Linked DNA regions of Mus musculus: region 1 is linked to region 2. A link is a loop called in an ENCODE intact Hi-C map of the cell type or tissue named here. Cell type or tissue: left cerebral cortex. All regions are shown on one strand. Links, peaks and the distances in the headings refer to the core of each region. The heading gives the core; the rest is flanking DNA.

Evidence for each region. Hi-C counts contacts between places; a loop is a spot of excess contacts. Peaks named below come from ENCODE experiments on the same cell type or tissue, not always from the same donor. Only the 100,000 strongest peaks of a DNase experiment are listed, where the experiment ranks them.
Region 1: a loop joins it to region 2, with 3 times the contacts of the local background. A loop is called at or near these places in 5 of 42 quality-filtered maps.

Annotation. Positions count from the first base shown.
Region 1 is chr1:78,589,337-78,600,252 of GRCm38, reverse strand. It overlaps a transcript of Mogat1 not described here. Among named protein-coding and RNA genes, the nearest start is that of Gm39665, 6.4 kb to the right of the region's middle. In left cerebral cortex, for the core only: no CTCF peak of the experiment used is centred there; DNase peaks (open chromatin) are centred at 4,912, 5,200, 6,240 and 9,497; H3K27ac peaks cover 1,442 bases.
Region 2 is chr1:78,651,494-78,662,409 of GRCm38, reverse strand. It overlaps Acsl3 (acyl-CoA synthetase long-chain family member 3), which reads right to left and starts at 4,585. Exons shown (of 15, transcript NM_001033606.2): 1 at 4,307-4,585. Utp14b (UTP14B small subunit processome component) reads right to left here and starts at 4,585. Exons shown (of 3, transcript NM_001001981.3): 1 at 4,307-4,585. In left cerebral cortex, for the core only: no CTCF peak of the experiment used is centred there; DNase peaks (open chromatin) are centred at 3,543 and 4,606; H3K4me3 peaks cover 3,707 bases; H3K27ac peaks cover 3,228 bases.

The DNA.
Region 1 (10,916 bases), core at 1,518-9,517, 62 kb after region 2:
CTGTCTCAAAAAAAAAAAAAAAAAAAGTCCTCACTTCTCCACTGAGGTACTTAGAGGCCAAGAAGGACTTTGTTCAGGAAGGGCAAGGCTTTCTGGTCACTGGTCTGAGACAATGTATTATCATACTGTCAAGGACTACCGGGAATATATCTGTTATGCAGAACCTAGGACATACACAGACACACACACACACACAGACACACACAGACACACACACAGACACACACAGACACACACACACACACACACACACACACACACGCACATACACTTTAGTGTATATCAAAGACCAAGTATGGTTTTCAAGCCTGTCATCCTAGCATTTGGGAGACAAGTTTAAGACCAGCTTAAACTAAACTGTGTTCAAGGCCAGTGAGTCCAGGCTATATTGAGAATCTGTTTTAAAGGGAAGGGGACAATTAAAAAGGTGTTTTTGTGTCCAGCAGTGGTGACACATACCTTTAATTCCAGCACCTGGGAGGTAGAAAAGGAGAATCTCTGTGAGTTCAAGGCTAGCGTGGTCTACAGAGTAAGTTCTAGGACATAGAGAAACCCTGTCTCAAAAAACAAAACAAAAATGTCTTTTTTTTTTTTTTTTTTTTTTTTTTGTCAGAGTTGTAAGTAGCCTTTGGTTTTATGTTCAGAACAAAATTCCACTTGAGTTAAGATATTTGTTCCAGGAAGAATTCGTATAAAAGGACAGGACCAAAGACTACTACAGACATGTACATTGACATGCACATAGAGATGTGTGAAGCAGAGGAGGATGGGTGTAGCTAGAGTTTGAATATGAAAGCAAATTCACTAACCACAGGGATTCTCCTTCCCTATGGCTAGGGATGCAGCTTGCTCCTGACAGCCCAGGAGACAAGGGTGCTGCAAAACCCTACAGGAGAAAAATGATGTTACCCAGTGTGTGTGCACACAGCTGTCCATCAGAGGCAGGAGGAAAAATGGAGAAGAAGAAAAGAAGAACACATGCAAGAAAGTACGAGATGTGCTGAGAAGAAGAAGAAAGTTTCCTGGGGAAGAGAACAACAACAACAACAACAACAACAAAAATGAAAGAAAGTTTTAGCAGCTTGGGAAAGGGGTGAGCTTGCTGACCTGAAAGGAGAGCGCCCAGAAAAAACTATATTTATTGTTTTAGTGCTTTGTGATAAAAAATGGGGCTGAAACTTGAGCTTCAAGATAGGATCAGATAAAAAGCAACAAAGGACTGTGTACAATCAGAAGCACGAAGAGGGAGCAGCGAGAACCACAGAGGTCAAGTTCAAACACAAAGAACCCTAGAGCCTCAGGTGTAAGAACCTGGACACAGAATCCCTGAAAGACAGTGTTGGATGCAAGCCTGCATGGACAACGATGCCATGCCTGGGTCTGCGTCAGCTCTAGGAGGAGTCTGAGCTTAGACTGACCTTGATACCCAGCCAGCATCTCTCAGGACAGGCACTGTAATTATAGGGGAAAATATTTTAAAAAGAGTCACTGAGGCAGAGAAAAATACAGGGACCTCCCGTAGACAGGCCCTGGCAAAGAACATCAGTGTACCCGAACATCAGTGCATCAGAGTCAAAGGCGTGTTTTCTTCTCTCTGGTCCTGCATTGGCTAGCTGTGTGGGTCTTGCTCTGTCCTAGTTCCCCCTCTTTGCCCTTTGTCAGCCAGCAGGCACTACAGCAGTCAGTGTGCTTGTTTCTAGCCAGGATTCACTCAATGTGGAGAAACAAATTTGGTTTTGTGTCGTATCATCCTGGGAGTAATAACAGTCGTCTCAGGGAGTTTTATCAAACTACACATGAACGTGATGCTTCATGCAGGTCCCTCTAGTGCTCGGTGGGAGTAGATTTCTGAGAGTTTGAGGCTGCCCTGGGCTACATAATGAGTTCAAGTCTAGCCTGTACTACACAGCCTCGCCTTAGAAAAACAAACTACAGAAAGGAACATCGCACAAAAAAAGTGCCATGTGCACTGTCTAACACACAGTAGGCACTTAAACCAATAGCTGCTTTTATTACTATTTTTAAAAAAGTAGTAGTATTTTTTTAAAAATGCAGACCATCATGCATACAACTATCTGACGAATCCCTGGTGACAGGTTTGACTATTATTTCAGGGGGTATTGGGGATGAAATGAGGTCATAGGTCTAATCAGAGAGCGGTGTCCTTATTGAATGAAGGAATCACTGGAAATGGCTTTCTAAATACTTATGCTTATTCCCATAGGCTAGTGCAGCTCTCTGCTCGGGTCAGAGAAGCATCCCTATGCAATGGGTGACGGCTAACGCAGAGACTCTTAAGTGGTCAACTTGTTGAGAAGAAGTGATATTTTTATTTATTTATTTATTTATTTATTTATTTATTTATTTATTTATTTATCTAGAGTGCTCAAGTCTGAGCCAGACATCTCCATCACCTCCTCCAAGGCTCAGACAATACGGCCGAAGAATCGAACCAAATAACATAAGAGCCAGAGAAAGGGAAGAAGTGCTGTCTTCTGGATAGATATAACATGACTGGGGCATTGGTGAAACCAAAGATGCAGTGGCCACCCGCAGGAGACCTGTGAAGGACAGGGACCAGCACCTTTCCCTGAGGAGCTATTGGCAGTTAGAGGTTATTGGGGGAAGAGTGAAGGACATACTCTTCAGTGGTATAGCCCCTGAGCACTGATATGTTTCCCTTGCTCAAGTAACTAACCTTCCATAGGTGCTCCTGCAGGCAACCCTAATAATGCAGCAGCCACATTAAACAAACAAATACCCCCCATGCTGGTACAGGAGGATGTGCTGTGCTGAGAATAAGAAGTGGTATGTGATAGGAGGGAGGGAGGGAGGGAGAGACAGAGGGATGAGGAATTTCACCATTTTATTAAAATCAGTATCAATATGGCTTACTGGTTAGATCCCTGAACAGCAGACATATAAGGAAATCTACAGATGGATAATGAAGATAGCAAACCTCTGGATTCTTCCTAACTTGAGACAAAGGTCTGGCAGGTGTTTTCTACCACCAATAGATCCCCACTCCTCCCTGATAGCTAACTGGTCCAGACTGGTCAGGTATGCTCCCGAGGCCTGGCATGGATGTGTGTACCCAAAGTTGTGCTCCTATCAGCTTCCCTTTCCTCATCTAAAGCAGCTAATTCTAAGTTAGGGAAAGGGGACCCCACTCCAACCCACCAGCAACCCTTCAAAGGACCCACCCAACTCCCCAGAAGAGCTTCTGCTTCTTATGTCCCCCTTCTGCTGTTTAGTGCGTCTTGCAAGTTTTTCCTCTCCATCTCTCTCAGTGTCTCTCTGTTTCTTTTTCTTTCTTTGTCGTGTTGTCTCTGTGCTCCTCCCCCCCTTTTTCTTCACTTTGAATAAAAGTATCTTTCATCTCTTCCTGTTAAGTTTCAGATTTTTGCCTGCAGCTACCTGTTGGGATCAAAACACCCTGCCCCTGCATTTTAATTCTTTGATCAGAAGAGAAGAACAAACTGGATCCAGACTCCTAGCTGGCAATATGAAGATGATAAGAGAAGATAATAAGGAAAATGATGGAAGTTGATATATACACATGTATGTATGAAATTATGAAATAACAACTATAGAAGGAGAGACATGAAGTCAGACATGGTAACACAGACCTGGAATCCTGTCACCCTGGCAAGGTGTGAGGGTTTGCCTACCTCCAACTCAATTACTATCTGGCTTTTAGTCTAATCTGTAAGGTGCTTGTTAGAACTGTTTGATATCTTTTGGGAAAGGGGGCAAGTTTCCCCTCTGGCTGGTGCCCTTTCCTTCTCCTGGCAAGAGCTAGCATGAGATTCCTGGGGAATTCTCATTTCAGGAAGTCAGTCCACTGTTTCAACCGTCTGACAGTCAGTGCAGGAAATCAAGAGACATCAGATCCCCAGAACTAGAGAAACAACAACAACAAAACGATTAAAAACTGATCCATGTGGGCTGAGAACCAAACCCAGGACCTCTGCAAGAACAGCAAGGGCTCTTAACCACTGAGCCACCTCGCCAGCCCTGATACAAAGGTCTCTTTAGAATATCTTCATTCCTACCATGCTGGTTACATCTGGCGGATCATGACTTCCAAACCAGCCTGGGCCCATAGCAAAACCCTGTCCCAGAGACAAGGAAGGAAATAACCAGCGCTCAGGAAGCAGAGGCAAGAGGATCAATTGAAATTTGAGGTCAACCTTGGCTAACTTGTCTCGAAAACCAAATGATGAAATAAACCACGACCGAAAACAGACAAGAAGAAAAGCGCTATCGGGTAATTCCTTCCTTGGTTCCTAATCTGGTGGAGGCCGTGGTTATGTGAGGACACAGGAGAAGGTGGACGTGTGTAAGCCAGCAGTGGAGAGTCATCCTAATCTTAGACTTCTCTAAAATCTAGGCTGAGGAGGAAAGAAATCTGCTGGTTAAGTCAGCAAGTCCAGCACTGTCACGGTAGTTCAGCTCGAAAAGACAGGCAATGGGACTGATGACCTGAATTTGATCCCTGGGACCTATATGATGGAAAGAAAGAGCAAGTCCTCCCAGCTGTCATCTGACCTCCACATTCCTGCACGGCATGCCCGGTTCTCAGGCACATACAACCACAGGAGCAAAATTAACAGATAAATGTCATTTAAAAAAAAAATCATGCCACATAGTCTACAGTGCTTCCTTAGCTGAGGTGACAGAGCATAGAGACGGAGCCCCCAGAACAACCAACTTGTGCCCCGCAGTTTAGATCTGGGCCTAACACAGGCAAGAGTGAGCTGTCTTCAGACCTGTGGCTACAGACCCAGAGAGTCTATCTGTAGTGGAAGTTATGTGAATCTTAGCCTAGGAGCTTCATGGCGTTTATATGAGCCACATGATCTTCCCTTCCCCCGAGGAACAGCAGGTCTCACTTTCTCGAAATTACAAATGTTGTCATTTTTGTGAGACTCAAACTGACATGTCAGGAAACACTTGTATAAAAGCCATCTAAAAATACACACCAACTTGTCATAGTTCCTGTCTTTAGGAGGAGTTGGAGAGAGGATAGGATTAGTTTTCAATAATTCAACTACTTTATGGTTTTAAAAAACCCAACTATACACTGTACCAGAAAGAAATCCTACTTTCTGGTTATTTCTTATTGGTATGAGCTTGACTCCCAGCCGGGTCCAGAAATACCATCTTACTGAAGAAGGAGGAGGAGGAGTTAATTTTGGAAATAAAGATTAAGAGTATTTAAAAAAGAAAAACAAGTGACACAGCAGTTTCTACCATAGGTTCAAATCTGGGTATCTTTTAGGAAGAGGGATAAGTTTAGAAAGAGGGGAGCAGCTGCCTGGATGAGCCTCAGATGACCTGTTTTCCTGCCACTCCAAAAAAGAAAAAAAAAAAACAAAAAACAAACAAACAAAAAAAAAACTCACCCCAGCCTGGGGACCCTTCACCATCTTCACTGTCTTGACACATTCTGTGCCAGAGTTCATTCCTTTCCAGTGTTTGCCTGTCTCCAGGGAGCTCTGAGCTGCACCAGGATAGCCTCGATCTACAGCTCCAGGCTGAGGCTGAGGAGTGACTGTGACCAACCAGAAAACCCCCTCAGTGAAAGCTAAGGTCCCTCTGGAGAGAGGGGAACCTTGTTCTGTGGAGAAGGAGCAAGGGCTTCAAAACTCTTTTTTAGCATTTATTAATTTATATAGCACAATGGCTTTCATTCTGACATTTTCATACATGTACGTAATGTATGAGCTGTTACCTCTCTTACCCTTTCATGCGCCACTCACTCTTGCTGACCCTGGCCTCCTAGTTAGCCCTTGTGTGCGTGCGTGCGTGCGTGCGTGCGTGCGTGTGTGTGTGTGTGTGTGTGTGTATGTGGCTGTGAGTGCAAGTGATGAGTTTCATTAGGACCGCTTAGATAAACATGGACAAGAGTTTGCCTACAAGAACTATGGCACTCCACCAGTGGCTACACCGCTGAAGAAAATGTCTCCATCCCTCATCCATCTTTGACTGTGTGTAGAAAGCTTCATGAGTCCCTCCTCAGAAATTCTTCAGGCATCAAAACACAGTTTGGCCTTAAGCTTAACGTTTGTCAGGAGCCGCCTGAGATGGATTAAGTGAGTCAGAAAGGAAGCTGTGAGCATTAGGAGATTGTGCCTAATTGCTGAGATTGCTGAGGACTTGGGGAAGCTTTTCCTCTGGTGCCAAATAGAAATGGCCCAGTGAGGGGCACACAGAGGCCAGGCCGCATGTTCCTGGCAAAGGCAGGGGGTTTGTTCTTTGCAGCTCAACTTGAATGAGGCAGCTGGCTAAGACACTAATGAGGAGAAAGGCCCCAGCCTGAACAAAGACAAAGGGTGGCCCTAATCAAGGAACCGATGTGTTTGACCATTTCTGTCCAAAGAATGTTCCTGTTAAGAAAAATGCATGAGAAAGTTCTACATCTCTGCTTTTTAATCTAACACATAAAATAAACCCGTGGACCGGAACATGGGAACAAACACACTCAAGAGTCGGTGGTAGCAGCCGGGCTCTGACACTAATGGCAGATGCTTCCGTTTTGTTTTTATTTATTTAAGTGATTATTGGGTGTCTGCTTGTTTGTTGTTGTTCGTGGGGGTGGGGGTGGGGAGGCTGTTGTGATTTTGTTTGTTTGTTTGTTTGTTTGTTTTTAACAGAGTTTCGTATCGCCCAGGCTGGTCTGGGAGATTCATACCCTCTTGTCTCTATCTCCTGAGTGTTGGGATTACATGCGTGTACCACCATATCCAACCTCTAAAGCTACTTTTTTATTATAAAATATATTTTGTAAATTATCTGAACATGTTCAAGAAAAGACAGCTTTTTGTTTGTTTGTTTGTTTGTTTGTTTGCTTGCTTGCTTGCTTGCTTGTATGCTTGCTTGTTTGCTTGCTTGCTTTCTACATGGTTTGTTTCTCCTTCTGCCAAGGCCAGAGTTGGAGAAGCTGGGGACAGTACAGTCTACACAGCTATTTTGACAAAGACCCATACATAGAATGATACTCATACAATGGCTGTTTATTTCTTTCAGTGTTGGAAATAGAAGTCCAATATCAAGATTTGGGCATGTTTGGTTTCTGCTGAGGCCTGCCACCTTAATTTACAGTTGGCTGCCTTCCCAACGTGTCCTTACATGATCTTTCCTCTGCAGATACATCCCAAACGTCTCTGTGGGTCTGAATTTCTTCTTATAAGGGTACTGTCAGAATGTGTAGAAACCCATCCTACACACTGCATTTTAACTCAGTTACCTCTTTTAAGACATTCTCTCAGCTGGGCAATGGTAGTGCCACGCCTTTAATCCCAACACTTGGGAGACAGAGGCAGGTGGATTTCTGAGTTTAAGGCCAGCCTGGTCTACAGAGTGAGTTCCAGGACAGTCAGGGCTACACAGAGAAACCCTGTTTCAAAAAAACAAAACAAAACAAACAAACAAACAAAAAAACCAACCAACCAAAAATGAAAAACAAACAAAAAAACATGATTAAAGCAATGTAAAGGTTTTATTTTAGCTTACAGTTCCTAGGGATATGGTCCATCCTGGCAGCGAGAGGTACGGATGCTTGTGCTCAGCTGGCTTCCTCCTCTTTATTTGGTACAAGACCCAGTCCACCGGATGGTACCATCTACATTAAGAATCGGTCTTCCCACCTCAATAACCTAATGGAGATAATCTCTCATGGACATGGCTCAAGATTTGTTTCTATGGAAATTCTAAGTCCCATCAAGTTGACAATCAAGATGGACCATCACAGTGGCATTGTACTTGAATGCTACTGAGGCACCTCATCTTGTTCTCTTCTGGACTTAGCTCCCTCCTGGCTCCTCAACTGGCCTCGGCAGCTCTCTGATATCAGCACTGGGTACTTTCCTCTTTTGAAGGTAGCTTTGCGGTAGTCTTACACAGATGTTGTGGGTTGCTGTAATGCTGTTTGTATTCTGATGATAATTCTGCTTCCTCAAGAGGAGTTGCCTCCGATGAGCAGTGGATCAGGTAATCTCAAGTGAACCTTCTCCCCATTCTAACTGGTCAATAAAAGCTAAAGCCTGTGATCGGGCAGTGGAAGGGAAAGGTGGGACGAGAGGTTTGGGAGAGTGAGGGAGGAGGACGGCAGGAGGAGGAGGAGGAGGTAGGAAGCCATGATGGAGCAGAATCGTGTGGCCAGGAGAAACCACAAGTAGCAAAGAGTCTTATAATTGGGGAAATAGTTAGTATAGCACTACATCTGCCCAGTCCAGGCACATAGCTTATACATGTAACAACTAGATTGTGTGGTTTTCATACAGGCTTATTGGGGTTGGAAATTACCTCAACACACAGATGGTTCTGCAAACCTGGGGCTTTGCCTGAGGGTTTCTGGCCTGTCATTGCAGTATCATGTGCTGACAAAGCTATACAAAAGCAAGGCATCTGATGAGTGTGTGGTGATGGTGGTGCGCTCCTGCAGCCAAATCACTGGGGCTGAGTCTCAGAGCAGTGGCCACAGAGCTCCTTCTGGCTTGGGAACCCACTCTGTTTCCCCAGAACAAGCTCCTCGGTAGCCTTCATGTGGCATGATTGCTCCCTCCCTGGTGGTGGTCACGGAGGAAGGTGGAATGCTGGCTTAAATGAAATCTCCCAGCACTGTCTTCACAGCCCCATGAAAGAGATATGGATGGGAAGTAGCGCTTGCATAATTATAAAAAGTGCAATGTGAAACTCACTCTTGGGCTGGAGCTTGTAGTTCAAAGGGTAAAACTCTGACTAACCCAAGGTACCATGCGTAGTACTGAAAACCCAACTGAGAAACCCCATCCCCGATCACAGTCAGCTCTCCTCACACTGACATCACTGTGGCTTTCTGGATTCCTCTTGAACTGTCAGCAAAAGGTAAGAGGCGTCGGCAGTGCACATCTGCGAGGGAGGGATTAGTATTCTTAGTTCACTGCCATCTACAAAGCAGGAGCTTCAAAGAACACTTGGTGATTCTGTATAGGGAGTTTTAAATATATTAACTTGGATTATGAGTTAAAATATCTCAGGAGTTGAGGCTTTACTTTGTATTCTACTTCCCTTGACTAATGATAAATGTGTTTGTTTTGAGATAACAGAATATCCTAGTGCGGTGACACAAACAAATTGGGCTCTGGTTTTCTGCCACAGGAAGGAGTGTGAGGGAAGAGGCTGCTGGTTGTGTGAAGCCACCACTCGGTGATGTCAGCATGGTCTCTCTTTGCTTTTCCCTCCCTCTGTGAAGATGTCTTCTTCACCCCTTAGCATCACATCTTCATTTTTGGCAAAATAAAGGGGACAGTAGCCTCTTATTCCTTTAGTCTCTGCTGTCGAAAAACAGTACTCACCCAATTGGCCCAGCAGAGAACTTCCCCGGGATCTGAGGTTCTCACTGGGTCATCTGTTCACCACTGAGTAAACCGGAGGTGTGGAAAGACAGAAAGAAGGGGATGAATAGTAAGTAGGCCATTGCCAGGGACAGCCAGATTTCTTCAGTCAGGGGCATTCATACTAGCTCAAAACTCTTCAGGGCAGAGGAACAGCTTGTTCCATGTCTGGCAGCTCTAGAAAGATGTTTTTGTTTGGACCCAGATTCAGTCCCACTTCGACTGGTCCCTGTGGCTACCGACTGTGCCATGTGGCAACTTTGCACATGAACTTGTTTACTTCTTGCTAAGAGATGTACAAATATTTGAAGATACCCACCACGGCTCCTATGACTCTTCTCTCAAACATAGGAAGCACCCCCCAGGGGGGCCCGTGTGATGTGATGTCCAGTATTCTCCCCTTTTGATTTACTCCTGGATATTTGTTGCATGATGTGCCTATTAGACTTCAGTGCCCCAGATAACACTCTGGTCAACAGGTATGAAGCAAAGCCAGAGAAGCCAGATGCTGATTGACATTGTTCTGGGAGGATTTTGACTTCTTAGATGAGTTTGCATTTTATGCATCTGATACAGGTGAACTGGCTTCTAGAGGCAATAAATCTTTTCCACATCTTTATCATTCTCTACTTACATACCTGATATAGGTACTTCACTGCAGAAATTTATTGGATACATGCACACACACACATAAAACATGTATGTATGTAAGTATGTATGTATAGATGTATGTAAATATATATGTATTATGTATGTATGTGTCTTAATCAGGGTTTCTATTCCTGCACAAACATCATGACTGGGCTGGAGAGATGACTCAGTGGCTAAAAGCACTGACTGCTCTTCCATAGGTTCTGAGTTCAATTCCCAGCAACCACATGGTGGCTCACAACCATCTGTAATGGAATCCAATGCCCTCTTCTGGTCCGTCTGAAGAGAGAGGCAGTGTGCTTACATATATAAAATAAATAAATAAATCTTAAACATCACGACCAAGAAGCAAGTTGGGGAGGAAACTTGCTTTATTCAGCGTACACTTCCACATTGTTATTCATCACCAGAGGAATTCAGGACTGGAACCCAAGCAGGTCAGGAAGCTGGAGCTAATACAGAGGCCATGGAAGGATGTTACTAGCTTGCTTCCCCTGGCTTACTCAGCTTGTTTCCTTATAGAACCCAGGACCACCAGCCCAGGGATGGGCCCATAATGGGCCCTCCCACCCTTGATCACTAATTGAGAAGATACCTTACTGTTGGATCTCATGGAGGCATTTCCTCAAGGGAGGCTCCTTTCTCTGTAATAACTCCAGCTTATGTCAAGTTGACACACAAAACCAGCCAGTACAGTATGTACTTTGAGGCAGGATGTCTACAATGCTCTGGCTAGAAGAGTTTCTCTCTTCTTTGCCTCCCAAGTACTGAGATTTAAAGGTATACATCACCATGCCTGGCTCTTTTTTTGAAGAGGGTTTCTTTCACTATGTAGCCTTGGCTGGCCTAGAACACAATATGTAGACCAAGCTGAACTCAAATTCA
Region 2 (10,916 bases), core at 1,489-9,488:
TACAGCGCACGTTCTAGAACATTCAGGACTATACAGAGAGACCCTGTCTTGAAAAACAGGGGGGGGGGGGCAGTAAAATATGAAAAACCTACATTCTCTAAAAACAAATAAAGTGGTTTTTGGTTCATGTTTATTGACAATACTGCAGACACTTATTTAAAATCTCACAACAATTCTTACAGGAAGCTAGAACTAATGCACAGAATTGGCAAAATGATGACTAGTACTTACAAAGAAACCACTCAAGGCAAAGAGTGTTTGTGAGTTTCCCTACAGTCCTTTGTGAAATAATTAAGATATGTAAAATACTAAAGAATTTGAAAACTAGAAACAAAGAAAATAAAGCTATGTTAATTAAAATAAAGATTGCTAAAAAAGAGCCTTCATGGGAAAGCATCTACCAGAATCTGTACTGATTATAAAAGCCCAAGCACCAAGCCTTCCCATGCCCAGCAACTTAGTCAGGTAAGTAACCCTTGCTCACTCACTCCTATTCCAATACCCTCTCCACAAAGCCTCCTTCAACATTAAAAACATAAGATCAAAACCTCTGTTGGGAGAGGGGAGAGCTGGGCAGCAGAGGGGGGGTGGGGGGGGGTGGGTACAAGCCTTTACTCCCACAGCGCTTGGGAGACTGATGCAGGTGGATCTCCAAGTTTGAGGCCAGAATGGTCTATATAGTAAGCTACAGGACAACCAGGGCTACAGAGAGAAGACTTGCCTTAAAAAAAACAAAAACAAAAACAAAAACCTTGTCAACAGTGGGCATGGTGGATCCTTGGGCAAAGGCAGGAGGATCTCTGAGAGGGGAGCAAGAGCGGTCTGGAGAAGAGCCGCAACTACACAGATTCTGCCTCAAAACTACAATTAAAAAAACCTCTGGCTTGACCCATCCTACCATAGCGGCAAGGTCAAAGAGTTCTCACAGGAGCACTCACTCCAAGGTACTGACTGACTGCCTTCCCTACAGTGACTACTTCCAACTATCTCCACAGTGTCCTTTGATGGTTACTCCTGATTGTCAACTTGCCTGGATTAATAAATGCCTAGCAGATTAGTTAAGCATAGCCCTGGTTAGAGGAAAGGGGCTGTAAACGCATTTCCAGAGACAAAGCAGGGAGCTAGCCTAAATCCATGCACCAACTCCTTGAGAGACACACAAGCACTGCATTACAGGGAGGTGGAGTCTTTGGAGGAAGTCAGTCACCAGTGGGGTATTCTTAGGGTTTTATCTTGCCCCAGAACCTGCCTATATTCTCCTTTCTGTACTCCCTGGCCACCTGGATATGAAATGTTCTTTCAACAAACCCTTCCCCACTAAAACCGAATGACATCTTGGAAACTATGAACCAAAAATCTTTTCCTGCCTTCTTTGATCAGGCATTTGTCACAATAACACTGAGGTAACTAATAACATGCCACTCGTTTCTATCTCCTTTGCAAACTCTGCCTCTTCTACTCAGTACTAACAGGGCCTCTTTCTGCTCTTACTCCTCCACAGGCAGCCTGACATGCACATTGTTTTAGACACTCTCACCAGAACAAGAGAAGGCCCCAAAATGGCATTCTACTTCTGAACACCAAACCAAACCAGCACCCTAAAGAGAAGCCCAAGGCCATGGACCACTTCTAAACCTAGAAACATGTTCTCCCACATCCAATATCTACTTCTTTCACAATGAGCCTCAGTTCGGAGAATGAAAGTGCATACAAGCCCTCCAGTTGCCTGGATCTGAAACAGAACCTTCACCTCTCAGCTCATACTACCTATCACCATGCCATAACAGCTTTCTGCCTAACATCTCCACTTTCGTGAATTTCTGCTCATCATACTAACCTCTTCAAAGGCTCAGCTAGTATAACATATGACAGTGCTATGAAAAAAATCAGTATTGATATGAAATTTTCAGAGCAGGGACTTTTAAGCACATCTTTGCACTTATTCTAAACAGTATACACAAAGGACAATACTTGCATACAGCTGGTATCCAATAAAAGTATTACAATTAGTTATATTACCTTTTGAAGTGTTTGAATAGATATCTATATCCCAATTCATGCATGGTTTTCTTGCTTCCTAAGAACTGAAAGATGTTTATTTAGTTTTTGGTTTTTTTGAGGCAGGGTCTAATTACGTCCTGGAATTACATAAAACAGGCTGGCCTCAAACCTACCTGCCTCTGCCTCCTAGGTGCTGGGATAAAAGGTGAGCCACCAAACCCAGCTTAGAGCTGAAATTTTTATGTTAAGTTACTGAGTAAAATATAAGCTACAATGAATACTTTAAAAAATTATGATGCTTACTGTAAATCAGAAAAGCCTATCACTGAGGGGTAAGTGGGGTGAGGTGGGTGTTGTGAGGTGGGGACGTCTAAATCACACCTTCAAATCCACATCCATATAAAAGATTGCTGCTTCTGAGCTTTAAGCACTCTAAAGGCGGGCCTGGGAATACTCCCTACCTATCTCATTCAGATACTCCACAATTTGAACTGAGATAACAATCTGGTGGGAAATATATTAAAATAAAAAAATATATTATTATAGTTGCTCAAAAAGCTCTGAAGCGCTTGTCCTATGTACATTTAATTTCAGCCTCAGAGCACAAATTGGACATCTAGGAAAAAAATCTCACATAATCCGTTCTTAAAAAGCAGCTCCCTGGATTTCCATGTAAATCATAATGCTTGTTAGAATCTTCAATCATCCAATACTTCACCTTTATTGCATGTAACATAGGTTGCAATCACCCATTTATCTACAAAATCCTTGGCATGTAGTCTAATCCCAGCCTGAGGGCACAGGGACAGATCAACCTATCCCTGTTATATCTCCCAGCACCTGCTAAGATGCCTGACATGACTCAATGAGAAGGCTCTCCGTGAACAATTAACTGAATCAGGAAGGCGCTAGTGTTATTCCCACACACAGTGTCCTTCAGTGTGTCCTTCTTTCTTTGCTTTCTCCAAGGAGGACATCTTGGGACTCACAGGGTACCAGTCACTCGGCCCAAATGTCCTACAAATCCAGTAACTGGACTCCAAAGATACCAGGTGACCCTCTCCTGTGGCCACACTGGAGTCAAGGCACTTTATGACAGAAGAATCAGAGCCTAAGTTAGAAAATACAATCAGCCTTCAACTCTACATGTGAGGGGTGCTCAGGGAGACACCAGAAAACGCACTCTCAAGTCCCAACACTTCCCTCTCTGTAATAAGCTTTGCATGCACTTCTAGGGGCAACTCAGCAGCACCCTTCAACAACACTCAGAGCCAAAGTGCGCATACAAAACAGCCTAAAACAAACAGGAAAAACAAAAACACCAAACTACAGCTCTGCAGAACCCCTAAGACCCAAAAGAACCTAGAAACCCAAAGCCACGGAAACCATTCAAACACCAACAGAGGGCTGTTGCTACTAAAGCCATCAGAGATTTGTTCTAGATTCAGACAGGCCCTCCTGGGGCTCAAGCTTCTCCTAGTAGCTCAGATCTGGGCTAAGTTAACGTGTCCACAGTGCAGGCTCTCTCGCTGTAAAACTGAGAATGTGCGACCGTCCCGGTGGACTAACAATGTAAACATAGCCATGCACAAAGTTCTTGGTGTGTGGCCTTTAAAAAAAGCTCAGTAAATGCCAGCTCTGTCATTCTAGGCAGTTATCAATCCCCCCTCTCTAGTTTCCACTGGATTCCCAAAAACTGTCCTGCCCTTTCTAAGTTGAGGGGCTCTATGTACAAGTGATCGGAATACCTGTTCTAGAACCAGAACGGACCATACAGTTGGATCTTCATCTGTGAAATCCCATCACGGGGATCACAAGTGACCCCCGGGGCTGCCTATGTATGCATCTCATGACTGACTCGTCCGAGACTAAAACGCACTTAGGAGGAGACACCAGAGGTTCCCCACGCCATTCCCACCGCCCGCACCCGCATTTCCTGTCCCACACCCGCAGTTTTCAGGGACCCTCTGGGCGCTGGTACCTCCCACGGACGCCGCGCGGCCGCGTGGAGCGGGACGACCCCACCCACGTGCCCGCGCCCGCGGAGGAGGCCGCGGTGCATCCTTCCTCCCGCGCCCGCAGCTCCACGCCGGCGGTTTCCCCGAATCCGCGAGGACGCCCTACTCGCCACTCACCCTCCACCAACCCCCGTTTCCCCGACCCTCGCCACGGCCCAGCACCCCGCGGCCCAGGAGTCCCCTCAGGCACCGGCGAGCGGCATGCACGCTCGCCGAGTGGGAGGAGGGAGGCCTGGCCGCCATCCCGCGACCCTCATCGCCTCACAACGGGCGCTGCGCGCACTCACCGCGGGCTCCGACCCACGCAGGCCTGGCTGCTCCTCAGAGCGGCTCCTGCCCAGCGCCACCTCCTCAGGACCCTGACGCAGCTGCTGGGGCCGCCCTGCGAGACGGGGACGACCGCCTGCTGCCGGCTCAGCCTCCCGCTCTGCCGCCGCCTCCTCGTCCGAGCCCGCGACCGCGGCCACAACCGCAGCGACGTTTCCCGGGCGCCGGCTGAGCAGCGTCTGTTGAGCCGCAGTCCTGGACGCGCACCCCGGGCTGGCGCTCGTTGCATATGCAAAGAGACCGCCGCCCATTGGCCCGCGGGCGGTGGCGCGTGCGGGGCTCGGCCTATCAAATGCCGGCCTGGGGAGCGCGGTGCTGGCGGCAGGGGCGGGGCGAGGTTACTATGGGTCATTCTGCGGAGCCGCCGACGGCTGGACCCGACTGGGGCCCTCGCAGGGCGGGGATTGAGCCCTTGGGGAGGGGAGCGGCGGGACGGACCCGCAGCTACAGCAGCTGCAGAGGGGAGCTGGGCAGGGGGCGCAGGGCGGGAAGACCTGAGGCGTCCAGGGTGCCCCCGCTGAGAACTGCAAAACCCGCCTTCACTGCTGCGATGCATAAATCTCAATATAAACGAAGAAATAACCTGCTTGTTTTTTTTTTTCCCCATTCTTCTCAGGACTGGGTTCGTTATCCTAGTTTGAACACGGATTTCTAGCAAATCTTGCAAAGAGAAAAAAAAAAAAATGACGTTTGAAAATGCTTGTGAAGGGGAAAGCTCAAAGCATGCCCTGTATTATTTCTCTTGCATGGGCTTCGTTTAATGCAGCGTGTATCCCGTTTACTCGTAAATCTTCGCATACCCACATTTCATGTTTGCAAAGGATGAAACTTTACTCAAAAATAATCTTTTATCAGCCGGGCGTGGTGGCGCACACCTCTAATCCCAGCACTCAGGAGGCAGAGGCAGGCGGATTTCTGAGTTCGAGGCCAGCCTGGTCTACAAAGTGAGTTCCAGGACAGCCAGGGATATACAGAGAAACCCTGTCTCGGAAAAAAAAAAAAAAAAAAAGCTTTATGAATCTTTATGACTGTGTGTGTTGTTTAGTTTGCCATTGTATAGATCCTCTTGGACACTACATCAGGATATAGGCATTTATTTTACAACTGCCTCCCCCCACTCAAAACATTCACCCAGCAAAACACAAATGACTAAATCAGCCACTGGAGTGTAATATTAGAAAGAGACTGTTCGTAGCAGAGTTGTTTTTTCTTAACCTAACCTATTATTTAGTTGGTCTGTGAACTTTTCTTTAAGTAGGTGAAAGGTCGAGTTGCTGTGCTAGCCTCAAGCTAAGGCAGAAAGAGGCTCACTTCCCAGGACAATCTTAAAAACTCCGAGGAGGCTGCCAGGACTTGAGCTAGGTGGAGCCATGATACACTCTACAAAGCCAGCTCACTCACTCACCTTGGGCCCCTAGCCAGTCTAATTGCCTGAAAGAACAGATAGTGTTTGACTCAAGCAGCCTGCTCCTACTAGGAATTTCACATTTCCCAAGGAAACCCTGCCAATAAAAGGAATGCAGAATTTCCAGTCTACAGAGGGATGAAGATGTGTACCTCAGAAGTGGTCATTCAGAACTGCAAACCTTGAGAAAAACTAAGCAACTTCAAGACAGCAAAACTAATAGTGAACCTTCCTCCCCAGTTAACAAACATAAAACACATGTGTAGAATTCCAGGGACATCTTTCTTCGTTATCTCTTTATAGGCTAAACAATATTTTATGGGCATGTATTTACATTTAACAGAAAATACTCTTGAGATTCAAATACTGAATTGGAATATTGTCTGCTGTTTAATACTAGTTAAACAGAAATTATTGTGCTTCTGTTCACTAGGCTTCTTTGTATGGTTGTTTAGTTCTTTGTGGGAGAGTGGGAGCCAAGATCTCATGTAGCTCAGACAGGCCTGGATTTTACTATGTAGATCAGGGTGGCCTAGAATTCACAGTGATTCTAGGATTACAGGTGTGATACACCTCTTTAGGCTTTGTTTACACCTGGAAACTCGTGCTTACACTAAGCCCACAGGCTAACCTTAAACTCCAGACAATCTTCCAACCTCACCTAGGTTTATTTATTGTCGTTGTTGTTTTGAAACAACAGGGTGTGATGACTCACAACTTTAATCTTAGTACTTGGAAGGCAGAGGCAGATAGATCTCTAAATTTGAGGCATGCCTAGCCTATTTAGTAAGGTCTAGGCCTGCCAGAAGCAGAAGATGGTGTTTTGTTGAGAGAGAGAGAGAGAGAGAGAGAGAGAGAGAGAGAGAGAGAGAGACTGGCAAGGTGACTCAGAGGATTATAGGTGCTTAGTGCGAAGCTTGATGACCTGAGTTCACCATGGGATACAAGTACACATGCACAAAATAAATATAATAAAAAGAAAAAGCAAAAACACATCTGGGCACAGTGATCCCAGCACTAGAGATGTTGCGGCTGGAGGGCTGCTGCTGTGACACTGGCCCTAGCTTGGGTTACGCAGTGAGTTGCAGGCCAGCTTAAACTCCAGAGTGAAACTCTGTCTCAGAATAACCAACCAAGACAAGGAAAGGAAAGGAAAGGAAAGGAAAGGAAAGGAAAGGAAAGGAAAGGAAAGGAAAGGAAAGGAAAGGCAAGGCAAGGCAAGGCAAAGCACATTTGCTTTTCTCTTAGAAAGGATTCAGTATGTGTTCAGAGTTTTGAGGGGTATTGAATTTTGATTACATTTCCCTTCTTTTTTGTAAAACTTCAAGTCAGAGACTATTAAGGGTCAACCACATGAAATCATGAACAGGAGTAGGCAGTCCCTTGTGCCCTTTTGGTGTGTTTCCAACTTACTGCAACAGTAAGGGGAATTGTCTATAATTGACATAAACATGTAATGGTCTATTTCCTGTGAAGGGGCATAGAAAGAGACTGTAACTATATCACAAAAACTACATTTCCCATTACGATAAGACAACAGAACCAGCTGATATTTAGAGTTTTAACAGGAATGTTTTTGTTTCATTTCCGGTGGGTGGGTGGGTATGAATATAGCACATGATGCTGTGTGAATGAAGGAGGCTCTGACTCCAAGGAGCAGAATAATCAACAAGAAGCAACTTTAAAATGTCACTTATAGCCTGGCATGAGAGCCCAAGTCTTTAAGCCCACGCTTGGGAGACAGGCAGATGATTCTGAGTTCAAAGACAGCCTAGTCTACGTAGCAAGTTCCAGGACAGCCAGGGTTATATGTACCCTGTTTCAAAAAAAAAAAAAACAAAAAAAAAAAACAAAAAACAAAAGAAAACCACTATTGTCTGACATAAAGAGACTTCAAAAGGCAGAGCAATAACAAATACAGGCAAACAATTGCAGCACTTCAGATTCCAAGGCAGGACTACTGCAAGGTCAAGCCAGCTTGCTCCACCTACAAGACCATTCTGGGTAACTTTAACTGTCTTAACACAACCAATCTCAACTGAGAAGCTGCCTCTACCTCTGACATACCTGAGGGGAGGTTTGGTTGTTAACTGATTCGGCAAGGGCTCAACCCACTGTGGGCAGCACCAACCTTAGTAAGAAAGCTAGCTGAGCCAGTATGTGAGCCAGCTAGCAAACAACATGCTCTTCATTACTGCTGTATTTCTTGGCTGTGAAGTAAGTTCCCTAGTTGGAGGTCCTGCTGTGTGCTATAGCAAGCAGTCCTGCCTTCAAGTTCCAGCTTTGACTATTATCAGTGATGAACTTGGAGTTGTAGGAGATCCTGTGAATCCTTAGCAACCTGGATGGTTCCTATCTTCTCTGTAACTTCTTTTTTTTTTTCTTAAAGATTTATTTATTATTATACATAAGTACACTGTCTTCAGACACACCAGAAGAGGGTGTCAGACCTCATTACAGATGGTTGTGAGCCACCATGTGGTTACTGAGATTTGAACTCAGGACCTTTGGAAGAGCAGTCAGTGCTTTTACCCTCTGAGCCATCTCTCCAGCCCCTCTGTAACTTCTTAATCTACAGTCTATTTCATATAAGTAAGGAGCCCAGTATTCAGACAGTTACAGTTAACGCCCCACCATAGTTGAGTTTCTTATTAAAGACCTTCTGAGGTGGTCACGGCAGTGAATACCTGTAATTCTAGCACTTGGAAGGCAGAAGGAGGAAGATCAGAAGTTTGAGGTCAGTTTCAACTACACAGCAAGTTATAGGCCAACCTGATCTACAAGAGACTCTATCTCAAAAAATAATCTTTTCTAGACTGCATTTGATATATTTGATTAAAGAAGAGAAGTCATAAATATACAGCAAACTTATGTCTATGTTATGACTGCCTGTAACTAAGTTTAAAATTAAAAGTGGCTTGTGGGGGGGGGGGGGGACACCTAAAAGGAGTCCCAGATTCATAACTCATGACCAGAACCAGAGAATCACAAGAAACCTAAGACATATCTTCCGTCCTGGTTTTTCATCCTCAGTGAGCAATATCATACTCAGAGTTATACAGTAGCTGCACTGGAGAGAGAGGACCAGTATATCTTCACTGTGGGGTGGGGGGAGGTAACAGAAACTTACAATAGAGATCCACTGTCCAGTAACCCCCTTAGAGGCTTCTCTCCCCCAGCTTTACCTTAAGTCTCATTAACTAGAATATCATCACATTTAAGGAAAATGGGAAATATAAACACACAATGCCAACTCAAATAAAAATCAAGGTTTGTTCCTAGCCACAAAGGCGAAAATATCTATCGGGCAAGCAATTGAGTCTCTGCTCTGCTGTCTTCGGAAATGCTTAGTCTAGCAATAGTTCATGTCCTTCATTTAGAGCAGTATGTTTGTTTGTTTGTTTCCTTTGATTTAAAAATTGTGACAATAGATAATAACTTTTTCATAGTTTTCTAATTACATAATTATAGTTGATCAAAGTATGGACTCATCGATGGCCGAGTGGCAGCAGTTGGTCTGTATGCACATAAAGCCAGGAAGCAGAGAGAAATAAGTCCCATTGGTTCTGCTGGCTTTCTCTATCTTATTCAGTCAGATGGCGCCCGAGGAGTGGTGCTCCCCATGTTTAACCTCATCCCAGAACTCAAGGCAGAAGCAGGTGGATCTCTGTGAGTTCCAGGACAGCCTGCTGTACAGAGCAATCTCCAGGACAGCCAGGGCTACACAGAGAAACCCTGTCTTGAAAGAAGAAAAAGAAGAGGAGGAGGAGGAGGAGGAGGAGGAGGAGAGGAGGAAGAAGACTAGGAAGGTGAGGAAGAAAATGAGAAAGAAAAGGAAGAGAGGAAGGGAGGGAAGGAGAAAGGGGAGGGAAAAGGAAAGAGGCAAGGGGAAAGGTAGAAGGGAGGGAAAAGGGGAGGGGAGGGGAAAGGGAGGGGGAGGAAAGAAAGAAGAAAAAAGGGTAAGGAAACAATGGCTGAAGTTGTAACTCAGTAGAATGCTTGCCTTGTAGACACAAAATGCTGGGTCCAATAAACCAAATGTGGTTGTTATCACACTTGTACTCCCAGCATCCAGGAGATGCAGGGAAAAAATATCAAAATCAAGGATGCTAAGTGAGTTTCAGGGCAGCCTAGGATACAAGAGACCCTGTCACAGAAAAATATACAAGTAGTAAGCAAGATAATAAATATCCTGGATGTGGTAGCTCACACCTACCTATAATCCCAGAATTGAGGCAGTAAGGCCAATGACTGCCTCAAGGCTTGACGAGGTGTGAGACCCTGTCACAAAACAAGACCATTAACCATAATGACAGTGCTCACTGAAATATGAATAAGATAACTAAGAGGGCATAGAAACAATTTCAGATGCACAGGTCCGGAAATACAGGTTATATTAAAGCCTAATAAAACCTGACTCATTTATGGCAGGAAAAAAAAAGTTCCTGAAACTTTAGAGTGCCTTCTGGATTCTGGGGTCTAGTTCTTGTCACCTATACACATGGGTATTTTGAGGAATCTTTACCAACTTGCAAAGTTCATACAAGCAACAAGAAACGCACACGTTTAATCGCACTACAATGGAGCTTTAGACCAGTGGATCTCTGTTAGTTCAAGGCTACAGAGTGAGACCCTGTTGCAAAAAGCAAAACAAAACAAAAACAAACAAGCAAAAAGAAAAAGAAACAAACAAAAGAAACGTAGTTTCTGTGATCTAAAGTTTCCGCTAGATTTCAGCATTTAAGGCAATGAACTTGAACAAGCCAAATGAAACCTTCATGCAAAACAGGACTTCTCCCATGTTGTTTCTCAGGTTGTTGATTTATGGGTTAGGCCACTTTAGGCTAAAGGGAAGAGAAATGCAAATTGCACTTGCAACAGCAACTGGAGTTTATTAGCTTATAAAATTAAAGGCCCCAGGAGTATATCCACCCTCAGAGTCATCTTGATAAAGATATCAAAAGCCAGGTGTGGCGACACACATGATGCCAGCAGGTCATATGATTCCAGCATCGTAACGGAGGAGGCAGGGGGATCAGGAGGTCCTTTGCTGTATAACGAGTCCCAGGTCAGCTTGATAGCAATGCATCAAAAACAAACAAACAAACAAAAGAGACATCTGAACGACTGATGTCATCACTGACCAAGCCAGCTTCCTTGGTGCT